Regions from separate parts of the Homo sapiens genome. Here region 2 is linked to region 1. A link is a contact called in ENCODE Hi-C or POLR2A ChIA-PET data. All regions are on one chromosome and are shown on one strand. Each heading gives the region's core, a stretch centred on a gene start or an enhancer-like site at or near the end of the contact. The rest is flanking DNA. Distances are from core to core; before and after follow the strand shown. Region 1 has its middle 52 kb from the start of LINC02513. Region 2 has its middle 82 kb from the start of MIR574.

Region 1 (6,517 bases), core at 3,108-5,607:
TGGGACTGTAGCAGTGAGGATCCTACACTCATTGCCATCTTGATTTTGGTGGGTTTTAGCTGGCTTCTTTATTTACTGCAACCTGTTTTATCAGCAAGGTCCTTATGACCTGTGTCTTGTGCTGACACCCTATCTTATCCATTGACTTAGAATGTCTTAACTGCCTGGGAACACAGCCCAGTAGGTCTCAGCCTCATTTTACCCAGCCCCTATTCAAGATGGAGTTGCTCTGGTTCAAACGCTTCTGACACAATGGCTTCCAGTTGTACATGCACAACTGAAAACTCCACCATGAGGATGATGATAATGGTGATTTCAAAGTGTTTTCACAGTTGAGCCAGATAACAGCCTATGAGCACACAGAACAGGTGAATTAAGCTTGTGTCACAGATGAGGAATTGAGGAGCAGAAAGGTACAGGGTTGAGTCCAAGGCCACTCAGCTGGTTCCCTAGGAAGCCCAGACTAAGAGATCAAGGTCCTGTGAATGACGCTACATCATTGAATGCCCATTATAGCACTATGACCAGCAGGTTCTACAGGCCCTCGTTCATGCTAAACAAATAGACTATCACCATTATTAAAATAGGGTAATATGGCATTTAAAGCAAGCTACCTTTGGACACATTGCCTAGGATGTGTTTCCAATGCAAAAATGGGACTCTGGGCCCCTTTTCATGAATAGTACACTTTTTAAGTTAAAATTTTATTTGAGTGGGTCATTCACTTACATGACTCAAAAGTCAAAATTCTAAAATATAGTATACCTGAGAAGTATACTAGCTGCCACTTCTTTCCGTTAATCCAATCTTTCCTCTTCCTTTTCTCCCTTGTTGGTAAATCATTTTTATTACTTTTTTTTAACCCTACCTATGTTTCTTTATGAAAATACAAAGTACAAAATGTGTATTCTTATTCTTATTTCTTTGTAGTCTTACAATAAAGAGAGTGTATCTAGTGCGTTTTGAATTGGTTTTCTGGAAGTGGTGGTGGGCTTTGCTATACCATCCCCCTCTTACCTGGGAACCGCAGGGATTGTAGAATTGATCTCCAGACAGCTCAACTGTGACAGAGAACACAAGAGTTCTAGCCATGAAGGCTCCAGTTGGATCAGTTTGCCCCGTAAACCTAGGTCCCTCGTGAAACCAGAACCAGACATGGCTGTAGCCAAGGGAAGCCTGGGATTTTCTGCCAACCACTGACTGAGGCAGCCAGTCGATTCACAGGGAAAAGCTATCTAGAAGCTGCTCTGGACTTGAAAAGACAGATCAGACCAGCACAGATGGTCTCCCCACCCACCGATTATGGGTTTACCACAGTGGCTCATGCGGAGGAACTGGAGACAGACCTGGGGCCCTGCAGTCTCCATGCTGTTGACATGGCAGGTCCCAAGGAGAGGGCTGGGGGGTTGGGGGACAGTGTGCATTACAGAATCACTGTTGTCCCTGGTATTCATTTGCCAGGGCTGCCTTTAAACACAAACTGCGTGGCTTAAACAACAGACATTTATTGTCTCATGGTAATGGAGGCTAGAACTCTGAGATTCAAGTGTCTGCATGGTTGGTTTCTTCCAAGAGCTGTGAGGGGCACGTCTGTTCCAGCCTCTCTCCTTGGCTTGTAGACGGCCCTCTTCTCCCTGTTTCTCTTCACGTTGTCTTTCCTCTGTGTGTGTCTGTCTGTGACCAAATTCTCCATTTATACAAGGTCATCAGTTACACTGGGTTAGGGCCCACCCTATGGATCTCATTTTAACTCGATACTTCTGTAAAGACCCTATCTGCAAATAAAGTCACATTCTGAGATGCTGGGGGTTAGGATCCCAATATATCTTTCTTTTCTTTTCTTTTCTTTCTTTTTTTTTCTTTTTGATAGAGTTTCACTCTTGTCGCCCAGGCTAGAGCGCAGTGGTGCAATCTCGGCTCACTGCAACCTCCGCCTCCCAGTTTCAAGAGATTCTCCTGCCTCAGCCTCCCAAGTAGCTGGGATTACAGGTATGTGCTACTACGCCCAGCTAATTTTGTATTTTTAGTAGAGATGGGGTTTCACCATGTTGGCCAGGCTGGACTCGAACTCCTGACCTCAGATGGTCCACCCACCTCGGCCTCCCAAAGTGCTGGGATTACAAGCAAGGAGACCTAATCCAGCTCATATCATTCCTTTTCAGACCCACAGTCATCCTCTCCCGAAGCGCTGGCCTCACATCCCCATTCCACCGTTGAGAAAAAAACCACAGAGAGCCTGGGGAAGTGTTGTATTCCTTGAGTATATTGTGGAAGGAGGGAGGCAGTGTAAAACCTCTGCTTTAAAATGTGTTGCATATATTCTCTCTATACTAAATATAATATGGTTCTCATTATGGAGAGTAGGCTCTGTCATTTTCAACAAATCCTTTCTTTGTCTTTATTAAGTCGAAGGCAGGAAAAAAATCCCCCCAACTATTGTGCTATAGACAAAGCTCTCCTCACCAGCCTCTCTCCTCACGCACAGCCCTGACCATTGGAGCTGAGACCCCAATGCCCAGATCTTCAAAATCACATACTCCTTTTACTCTGAAGTAAGATTTTTCTTTATCTTACATTTTCAAATATATACTAAGCCGAAAGATAGATCACTCCCTATAGCTGGGCTTTTGGTGGTGTTGATCATTTTAGCTTTGTTTCTGTTAAATCCAGCCTGACATCTTTGCTGAGATGCTGTGACAAACACTTTGGACCCATGACTTGGCACAACTGGGTGTGGCTTGGCCTGCCGCCCATCAGGCAGGTGAAAACAGCCCAGCTCAGTTCGAACATGCTCCAGGGATTCGGCACCTGGAAATCCCCACAAAGCTAATTCCATTCCAGATCTTTCTCAACACCCAGAGGAGGGAGCACAAGGCCCAATTGTCCTTACAACTTTCCCTGCCCACAATTCTATATTCTGGGGAGGTCACGGGGACAGGGGGTGAGGAGGACCGTATATTAATGAGTGTGGGTTCTTAAGTCATAAAGTAGATTTGATGCCTTAACAGAGCCAGGGACCAAACATCCCCACCCCTGTAATTCGGAGGGAGGACACTGGGTAACCCTAGCCTACATCAAGCCCCTCCACCAGGCTTAGCTCAAGAAAAATTTTTCACAGGGCTGTTGCCTTTGTGATTTGAATCCCTTGTTGTTTCCCATCCTTCTTGTTTTCTTGGGTTCCATCCTTATTTTCCACGTGTCTTGGGCTCCATCCAATGCTGAGTAATGAGTCAGAGTCAGAAGCTTTAAGGAGTTAAACCACCGCTCCAAAGAGGGGAGTAACTTACAGCTCCAGGCACCAGGTGGTGGGGCCCCTTCCTGACCCACAGTTTGTGGCCTCAAGGTGCCCATAGGAGCAGTTGGGTGTAGCCAGGGTGGGGTGATTCATTCTATTTTTCCAGCCTCACCTCCCTCTCTGGTCTTCCTGGGGGAAGTCACTTACTTCACACAAGACGTGACAGCCCATAGGGCGTGGCTGTCCTTCCTTCCCTCCTCCCTGTCCCATCCTACCCCACCCCAGGTTCATCTTTGGAAGGATTACAGTCCAAAGTGCCTTGGGGCAAAGGAAATGTCTGAAACTGGGATGGGTGTGACAGTGTTTCTCCTTGCATGACCTTGGTCTGTGACACATTCACTGTACACCCTGCTGGCCCCAACTGCTGGTGGGTGGATGCCTGGGCTGGTCTGGAAATAAAACGGGCCTGAAAGAAGGGCTTGAGTGAGGTGCCAGGCACTGGAGTGAGCTCCCAACATGCTTTGTGCAACAGGATAGCAAGATGAAGACAGTAACAACCACCAGCATTTGCTGATTACCTTCCCTGTGCCAGGCACTGTTCAATTTAAGCCTCCCCATAATCCTATGTGGTAGATCCTGTTACTATTCCCATTTTCCAATGAGGAAACTGTGCCACAGTGAAATCCAAAATCACGCCATTAATACAAGGTGGAGCCAAAATTCTAACCTGGCTCTGGAGTCTGGCTCTGGAGTTTACACTCTTAGCTTTGTATTAACAAAAACATGGGTATTATTGTCCCCATTTTACAAAGGAGCAAAATCAAGTGCCTTGCCCAGTTCCACACTGCCAGGGAGAAACAGTTGGGCCAGGCACCCAGGAGTCTGACTCTTGTCCACTGCCGAGCTGCAGGGTGGGGAAGCTGGGGAGGCATGCTAAGAGTCAGGATGTAATTGCATCCTGCGTGCCCTTCTCCACTCCAATTTCTACCCTCCTCCTGAAGCTCTGAGCTCTCCTTTCAGGTAACAGGAAGCTACAAGAAAAAGAGCCAGCTAGGGAGTGAACAGGTGAAGAAATCAGAAACCTGCACCTGCCAATCCAGGAGTCAGTCCAACACGCCTTATGGAACTGACACCTGCCCGCCCAGGTGAAGAGTCCAGGTGCCTTGGGCAAAGGGAGGTGAACGTTAGAGGAAGTTAGTTTCCAGAAACATGAATGTGGAGTAGAAGAGAAAATAAACAGGGCCAAGCAAGACATGATGAAATAGGTTGGAAATCAGAGACCCTTTTAGTTGAAAAGAACTACAGAAGATAATGAGTCTAAACCAAATCTCTTGTTTTATTAATAATGACAGCTAACATTGACTGGTCACTTATCACATGCCAGGCATGGTGACAAGTGTTTTCCTTGTACCTAGAGCAATCCTATGAGGCAGATGCTATTTTTTTTTTCCTTCATGAGGGAGCTGAATTAGAGGTTAATTGGGCCAATAAGAGTAGATCCAAGCAGTCTTCCTCACTCCAAAGCCCACATTCTTTCATACCTTTAACCTTTTATGATGGAACATTTTAAACATACACAAAATTAGAGAGAATATTATAATGAGAGAATATTATAATTAGAGAGGATATATCATAAGTCCATTGACCAGTTGCAAAAATTATCGACACAAGACAGATCTTATTACATCATCGCTCTCCCTATCTGTCTTCTATTACTAAATTATTTTGAAGTAAATGGCACACATACTATTTCTGTATCATATTATTCTGTTATTATCCATACATACTTTAGTATGTATCTCCAAGAAGAACTTTCACAATGGCACTACCAGTGTTACTTCCAAAGAAAATAACAGTAATTTTTCAAGTCATCAAACATCCAAACCCTTTCAAATGTCTCAGATTTCCTGTAAATGTATTTCTACAGTTGCTTTGTTTGCATTGGAAGAAAAAGCAGTTCACACATTGCATTTGATCAACTCTCTTAAATCTCTATCAGCTATATAGGCCTCCTTGTCTCCCTGACATTCTCTTGTTAAAGAAAGAGAGTGATTTGCCCTGTAAATTTCTCACCTTTTAGATTTTGCTGATTATATCACTGTGGTGTCATTTAACATGTTCCTCCATTCCCTGTATTTTCTGTAAACTGGTAGTTAGATCTAGTGGTCTGATTAGAATCACATTGAATTGTTTGGCAAAGATACCTCATAAGCAAGACACAATCAAGGACCCTAAGCTTAAGATTACTTCTTTCTAGAAGATGAAGTCTCTGTTCCAAGCTCACAAAGCTAATAAAGGACAGAACAAGGCCTGGAATTCAATATTCTGCCTCTAGGTTCCTGTCCTTCCTCCCCATCACAGGATTTGAATCTAGTCTCTCCTCCTTGGAATGGAAGGTTGTCATTAAATCTTCTACCTCCATTATGACAGAAGGAGCAAGAGAGGAGCAGTGGGAAGGTTCAAACCTTCCTCTGACATACGGCAATATTTTTATTTTAAACAGATGCTGTGGGGAGAAGTCTCCTCAAGCCTGGGTGGGGCTATGCACAGTCTGCTTTTGCCAGAGGACTGGAAGCACTTAACACAGAACTCTGGCACAGAGCATCATTCTTGTTCCCCCTCTCTCCTTTTAAACACTGAGAACCAATTTACCTGAGTGAGTGCCGAAAGGAACATTTCATCCCTTTGCCTTACTCATTTTAATCGGAGGGAATGAGGTGTGTGTTCTTGCTCGCTGGCGGTGCTAGACGCCCGAGGAGATGCATGGAATTCCTCTTGGGTGAATAGGAAATAGAAAAGGAATAGCTAACGAAGGTGGCAACTATTCTGTGCCCTTTAGAAGTAAGTGCTTCCTCCTCCCTTCCTGCTACACTCAGCATGCAAACCCCAGAACCAAGACTGTATAACACAGGTAAATGGAAATATTCCCATCACAAGAGGAAGAAACCCACTCCCTACCCAAAACAAGGGGTAGGAGGCAAAGGTGGCTCAAATGCACAATAACAGTGAGAGCCCACCTTTATGGAATACTTAAAACACACCAAATACTTTATGCACAGTGACTCATTTAGTCCTCAAAACAACCCTGAAAAGTGGAAAGCAGGTGCTTCTATTTCCTGAATCTGCAGATAAGGAGGAATGTGAGATCACACAGATATTATTTTAGTGAAGGCAGAATTCTAATCCAGGCTTTTCTCATTTAGCGTCTGTAGCTTCACCATTAGGCTACAAAATTAGCTAAATTAAGATACTTATTTGGGAGCGGATAGCAATTTAGAAGGG
Region 2 (6,041 bases), core at 2,865-5,364, 640 kb before region 1:
GTTATTCCTATTTGGTATTGATGCCCTAGTAGTGGCCGATCAACTGCTTCCTTTGCAGCAAACTCAGATGGAGATGACCAGCAAGTGACAGACCTGTTCAGCAAGCAAACATATTATTTTGCACATGACTTCCCTTGAATAAATGTGAGCCTCCACTCTGCAATCCTTGCCGGAGACCAAGTGGTTTTAAAATAGAGACAGATGTGTGATACCACGCATTGGCTTGTAACACCCGTATCTTATACAAATGGCCACACTGTAGTCCCAGGGTCTGCAGAACAGACCAAGACTCCTTAGTAATCGATCACATCACTATCAAGGCAGCAAACAGGGAAGGGTGGAAACATGCCTTCCGCTGTCATTGATGGAAAATTGTACCTTGACAGGGAAAGGTAGTTCGGAGCCTTCTTGAATCATTGAGGAACTGCTTAAAATGCACATTTGTGGTCTAAAATGTCCAAAATATCTTAACACCTCACAACAGGCACCGAATGGTTTGGGCAATATCAGGTAAATTATGAATCCATTTTGTAGTTTGGGAAGGTCATTAGGACACAGATTCATTATCTGCTGAGACTTTTTTGTTGCTTTCCATTTATTACTCTCCTTTGAGTGAAATGGAGCTGTGAGAGCAGAGCAGAGACCTCAGTTCACTCAGCCCTGACACATTACTGGTGTCTATAATTTCACCATAAATTTGGAGAGGGAGAGACAGAAATTGCAAATGCAGGGATTTAAATCCCCTTGTGCTGCATTTGTTAAGCTGAGCAGATTGTAAACTGCCTCTTGCAAATACGATATGCATCTGGGCATCAAGCTAATAATTCTGAACCACAGAATCATTCATTTGTGTGATGCTTCCCTCCAGAAGTTTCTGAAATTGCTTCTGTAGTCATTATGTATCCCAGAGCTGTTCAGTTTTAGTCTGAGGATTAGAGAGACGATCTGGCTAAGGAAGTGAGAGGCCTTTTTCAATGAGATGGAAATGACAAATTTTTCTGTGTACATCATCACAATCTTTACAAATTATGCATTTGAAGTACTTGGTTTGGGCTTTTCTGAGGAAAGCAAGGAGAGATGTGTAGAGTCATCAACTTTGTGTTAGAAACTTACAGGCACATCGATGACAAATAAATTCAAATCATTTAGACACTCTCATGGACACTTCTGGCTCTTCTAGTGAAAAACAATCTGTGTGTTTTTACACTTTCTGTCTCTGGCAGGGCCCTATCCTCTTACCTCCCTGATCAGAAGCAATTTCTTTTGCTTCCTGTTTTGATTTCTAAAAATTTAGTTACATAAGTATTCCATTAATATATTTCATTATACAAACATAATTATTGCAAATAACATTGCAGTCCCTTTTGATTATTGTGAAATTCTGATGTTTTCCCCCACCTATGGCACCCCCTTTCACTTCTGGTTATAAGCAATGTTAACAGTTTCATGTGTATCCTTCCGGATCTTCTAGGGGTGTGTGTGTGTGTGTGTGTGTGTGTGTACAAAGATGTTATTGTAGACAAATATCATACTACAGCTTCTTTTTTTTTTCACTCAATTACACATCTTGGAGCTGTCACTACAGGGATCTATTCCATTCTTTTCATTTGTTTTTACTGTTGCATAATATTCCAGAGTATTTGTGCACCACCATTAACTTCTTCAGGGCTTCTGAATTTTCACTGCAGTCTACCTTACCCTGAAGAATCTTGAAAGACCCCTCAAACAGCAAATTCTTCAAAGTAAAAAAAGAGTACATCGTATTAATTTTACTGGGAAAAAGCTTACTCATTTCTAAGCTCCCCAATCATAATCATTAATGCTATACCACCAAATACCATTAAAATGAGCACCATTACTTCACAGTTAACATTTCCTAATGTAACTCAACCAGATATTTTCCCACAAATTACCCTATAGTACAGCTATTTCCGTTCTCTCATTCAGCGTTTACAGATTATACACAGAAGACTTTGACCTATTTGTTAATTCAACAAATCATTATTGAGCACCGACTATTTGCCAAGCACTGCTGTGGGTGTTAGGAATATGGTAACAAACAGAACACAGAAAAATCCCTCCTTTCCTGGAATCTACATCCTCGTGCAAGGCAGATAACAGAAAAATCGGTAGGATATAAAGGATGTTAGACAGTGGTATGTCCTGAAGAGAAAAAAATACGAAGGTGGGAAAGGTGGTTTATTTAGAAGGTGGTTTTTGAATAAACACCTTCAAGAAGCGAGGGAGGAAGCCGCGCGGATGTCTGGGGGAGAAGCCTTCCTGATCAAGATACCCTGTGGGAACAAATGATTTTTTCTGACAGAGAAATGGCCGGGGTCTTTCTGTCCTGCAGTTCATCATTTGGGTTCTTGTCCTTTATCACTTCCTACCAGTGGAATTTTTTTCCCAAGGAGAGTTGACTAGAGCTCTCCTGCAGAAATGTCGAAAGGCGATCATATTTTTCAATGAGAAATGAATCACTCAACATACAAGGTTTATAACATGAGGGAGACCAGGGCACATAGGGCACTCATTTTCTCCTGGGATCAGGGGTGCTGGCAGGAGAAATGTGGTTGGCTCTCTGACAGAAAGATTTGTGGAGCAATTTGTCTCTGCTTGAGGCCACAGGACAGAGAGCAGGGAGGGGGAGGCCAAATATTAGCTGAAAGAAGGGAACTCAGACCCAGGAAAAAATGAGCAAATTTTCTTCTTTATGACTGGGTATCTGCTTCTCCATGGCTATGTTTAGCATTCTACATACTGCTTGGATATAAATCCCAGCTTTTCTAATTCTTAGTCGGATAATCATAGGCAGATCACTCAATCTCTCTGAGCTTCATTTTCCATCTGTAAAATGGAAATGATAATAATAGTAGCTATCTCCTAAGGTTGATATGGAGGATTAAATGAGATTGTAGAGGTAGAGACTGTGTACTTTGTGTCTCAAACATAGCGACTGATCAGTAAGTATGCCATCATCATCACATCACTATCACCACCACCATGATCATTAGTTCCTGAGCTTAACAGGAAACAAGTTCAGGGGTAGAAAGGCATTATTCAGTACTTCTTTAAACATCAATCAGTGTCTCACAGAGCTTGGTACTGAAGATTCAGCTTAAAGGCTGTCTAGATAAGTAAACAAACCCCACGCTTTGGGAAGGTAGGAGAGGGTTAAGGATTTTCAGGAAGGTGGTTATGTACAAATGGGCTTCCTTGGCACCAGAGAAGGGGAAGGGAGAAGGAAATGGAGACGTTTTTGTGATATCAAAGTCACCTGTGAGACAGGATGCTGAGTCGATGATGACCAGGAAACTGCTTGATGTAAACGTCTGTGAAATGATGAAGAGGCCTGTGGTGAGAACCACCCAGAGGCCAAATAACCTCATGTGGCTGCATTCTGTGTCTCTTTAGTCTCAGTTTGTTCTCAGTTGCATGGAAACAACCAAAGTTGACAACCAAATCTTTCAGCTACAAATCTACCTCACAGCTCAAATCTACCTTAGAGCTAATCTGAGCGTGCAGGTGTCTCTAAAAATAACCATGTTACATTCGTTTTGTTGGGAGGCTCTGTCTAATAGTTAAAAATGCTCGCTAGCTAGTCAGGCTGAACTGACCTGAGTTTGAATCCTGGCTCTTTTTTTTTTTTTTTTTTTACTAGTTGTGTAATTCTGGACAAGGTAGATAATGTCTCTGGGTCTCAATGTTCTCATTTGTGCAGGGACATGATAATATCTACCTAATAGGGTGATTACGGAGATGAAGCGGGATAATGCAAATAAAATACTCAGCACAGTGCCCAGCACACAATAAATGCATGTTGGTGATTATGACCGAATCTTTTGTATGAATTGTTTTCTGGTTAATGGGGAAATAAGACAAAAAAATGTAGAGGAAGAGAAGGGAAATAAGAGATATGGAAAAGAGGGGCAGGATGTTAAAAGCTGATCCTGGAGACAGGTACTTGGTGATTGCCAAAAAAAAAATAAAATCCTGAGAGAGAAAAAGGATAAAGATGGCAGAGACTCAGAGGCAGAAGCTCAGCCTTGTTTTTTGCCAAGCTTTCATCCATCTGGCCTTGGCTTCTGTGCTTGCTTTTCCTTCCAAGTGGCAGCTTCCAAGCCTGACGGTGAAACCCAGGGCCGGGAAATAGAACATCTCTGGATCACCCTAAACTTCTGCACTCAGTGAAGGCATTTAAGAAATAAACATATTCTTCTTTTGCAATATAGAATTCCTTTGAGACTAATACAAGAGACAAGCCTGTCAAGTGAGTCAGCAGTGACCACAGGCTGATATAATCCAATTGCTTTTTGGCTGACAGCTCAGGCAGAGAAAAATTCACTCTGATGCAAAGGTAAATGTAGTTTAAATCTCAACACAAAATTCTGATCCTCCCTAATCAGCTTCTATTCCCAGTCTATGATGACCCCAGACACCAGAAATAGCAGAAATACCATTAATACATTTCCTACTGTTTGGGGTATAATAATTTAATCATTGGTAAAGGTAAAATGTTCAAAGGGTAGAATAATTCAGATTATTTTCAGGGTCTAAGAAAAAAAAATAGGCCAGGTGTGGTGGCTCACGCCTGTAATCCCAGCATTTTGGGAGGCTGAAGTGGGGAGATCACATGAGCTCAGGAGATCGAGAGCAGCCCGGCCAACATGGTGAAACCCCGTCTCTACTAAACAAATACAAAATTAGCCGGGTGTGGTGGTGTGCACCTGTAATCCCAGCTACTCGGGAGGCTGAGGCAGAATTGCTTGAACCTGGGAGGCAGAGGTTGCAGCAAGCCGAGATTGCACTACTGCACTCCAGCCTGGGGGACAGAGTGACAGTGTGTCTCAAAAGAAAAAAAAATGAAAAAAAGAAGAAAGAAAGAAGAAAGAAAGAGAAGAAAGAAAAAGAAAGAAAGAAAGAAAGAAAGAAAGAAAAAAAATAGAATATCTTTCCTCAGAATTGGATAATAGTAGATATTCTAGTGCACCATCCAGCACAGATGGACATACAGAAAATGAACATAAACTTGCATAAGTGATGAGATAATCTAGAAAAATACAACACATGGTTAACTATATCCTTTTTTTCTTTTATGGGAAGAATGGCTGGTCTGAATAGACTCCTATGGTGTTATGAATTCTAATCAACTACAAAACCAGAGCGAAACTGAAGTTCTAAAATGGATTTTCAGTATGATCTCTTCTGATGAGCCTTTGCAAACACAGTAATTTAAGACACCAAGTTGAAGCCTGGATCTGCATATCAAAATGTAGGGCACGCTTACTTAGGAGGAAGATCAAAGGGCAGTTTTTACATTATAGAAAAAACTAGCTTAACCCTGAAAAATAATTGCTTTTATAAAAAATTAAATCATTTGAAGTCATGTATTATGATCAACCCCATCTGTTCAACACACACACACACACACACACACACGTTTTTAGGAAAGATGAGAAATTAAATGTTCATTTCAAATTGTTGCTAAATTGCTTTCCTGAGATGTTATATCCTGGACCTCCGGGATGGCTATGATTGGAATCTGTCTGCCTTTATTTCTAACATGAAAACACCATGGCCCGCCTGTGCAGAAGGTGACTTCCCAGGTATCTGAGCACCTTGGGGAAGCTAATTTCTACAAACCGCAAAGGAACTCTCTTATTTCCCTATTCAGGCCCCTACCTTGTATTCAGCACTTTACTTCAGCCTGCCGAAGGCTGAACTTCCTTCAACCCCTTTGAGCCCTCATCTGAGGTCCATAGTTCCTTAGCTGGTATTGCTGAGGCTGTAGCACATCCTCACTCACCCCTGCCAGGGCCTCAGCTCATCACACTGCTCATTTAGCTATGAGCTTGATGTGCAGCCCAGGGTGACACTCAGAGAAAACAGAGCCTTCTCTTCTTGGTTGGGTATAATATTTAAGCTAAGGCCTATGCTTTAAGATTTGGGACTCAATTTTGCCCTTTCGATCTGTCTATATCAATACCTGAAAGCAGTTTTTCTTGAACTCATTTTACTTTGATTTTGAGATCCGCTTTTGA

What was found. Hi-C counts contacts between places; a loop is a spot of excess contacts on that map. ChIA-PET counts read pairs that join two places held with the same protein, here RNA polymerase II (POLR2A). Pooled maps may share reads with other maps.
Region 2: a pooled map shows a loop between it and region 1 (2.4-fold over the local background). The contact joins two enhancer-like sites. A Hi-C loop is called at or near these places in 1 of 37 single-sample maps with no recorded cell type and 4 of 50 pooled maps. POLR2A ChIA-PET finds 5 or more read pairs at or near these places in 1 of 52 experiments (activated CD4-positive, alpha-beta T cell).

The regions. Positions count from the first base shown.
Region 1 is chr4:38,311,176-38,317,692 of GRCh38, reverse strand. No RefSeq gene overlaps it. Among named protein-coding and RNA genes, the nearest start is that of LINC02513, 52 kb to the left of the region's middle. Within about 2 kb of position 4,357, at least 8 of the 41 ENCODE cell types and tissues checked have a DNase peak (open chromatin) inside an H3K27ac peak, as active enhancers do.
Region 2 is chr4:38,946,889-38,952,929 of GRCh38, reverse strand. No RefSeq gene overlaps it. Among named protein-coding and RNA genes, the nearest start is that of MIR574, 82 kb to the right of the region's middle. Within about 2 kb of position 4,114, at least 10 of the 41 ENCODE cell types and tissues checked have a DNase peak (open chromatin) inside an H3K27ac peak, as active enhancers do.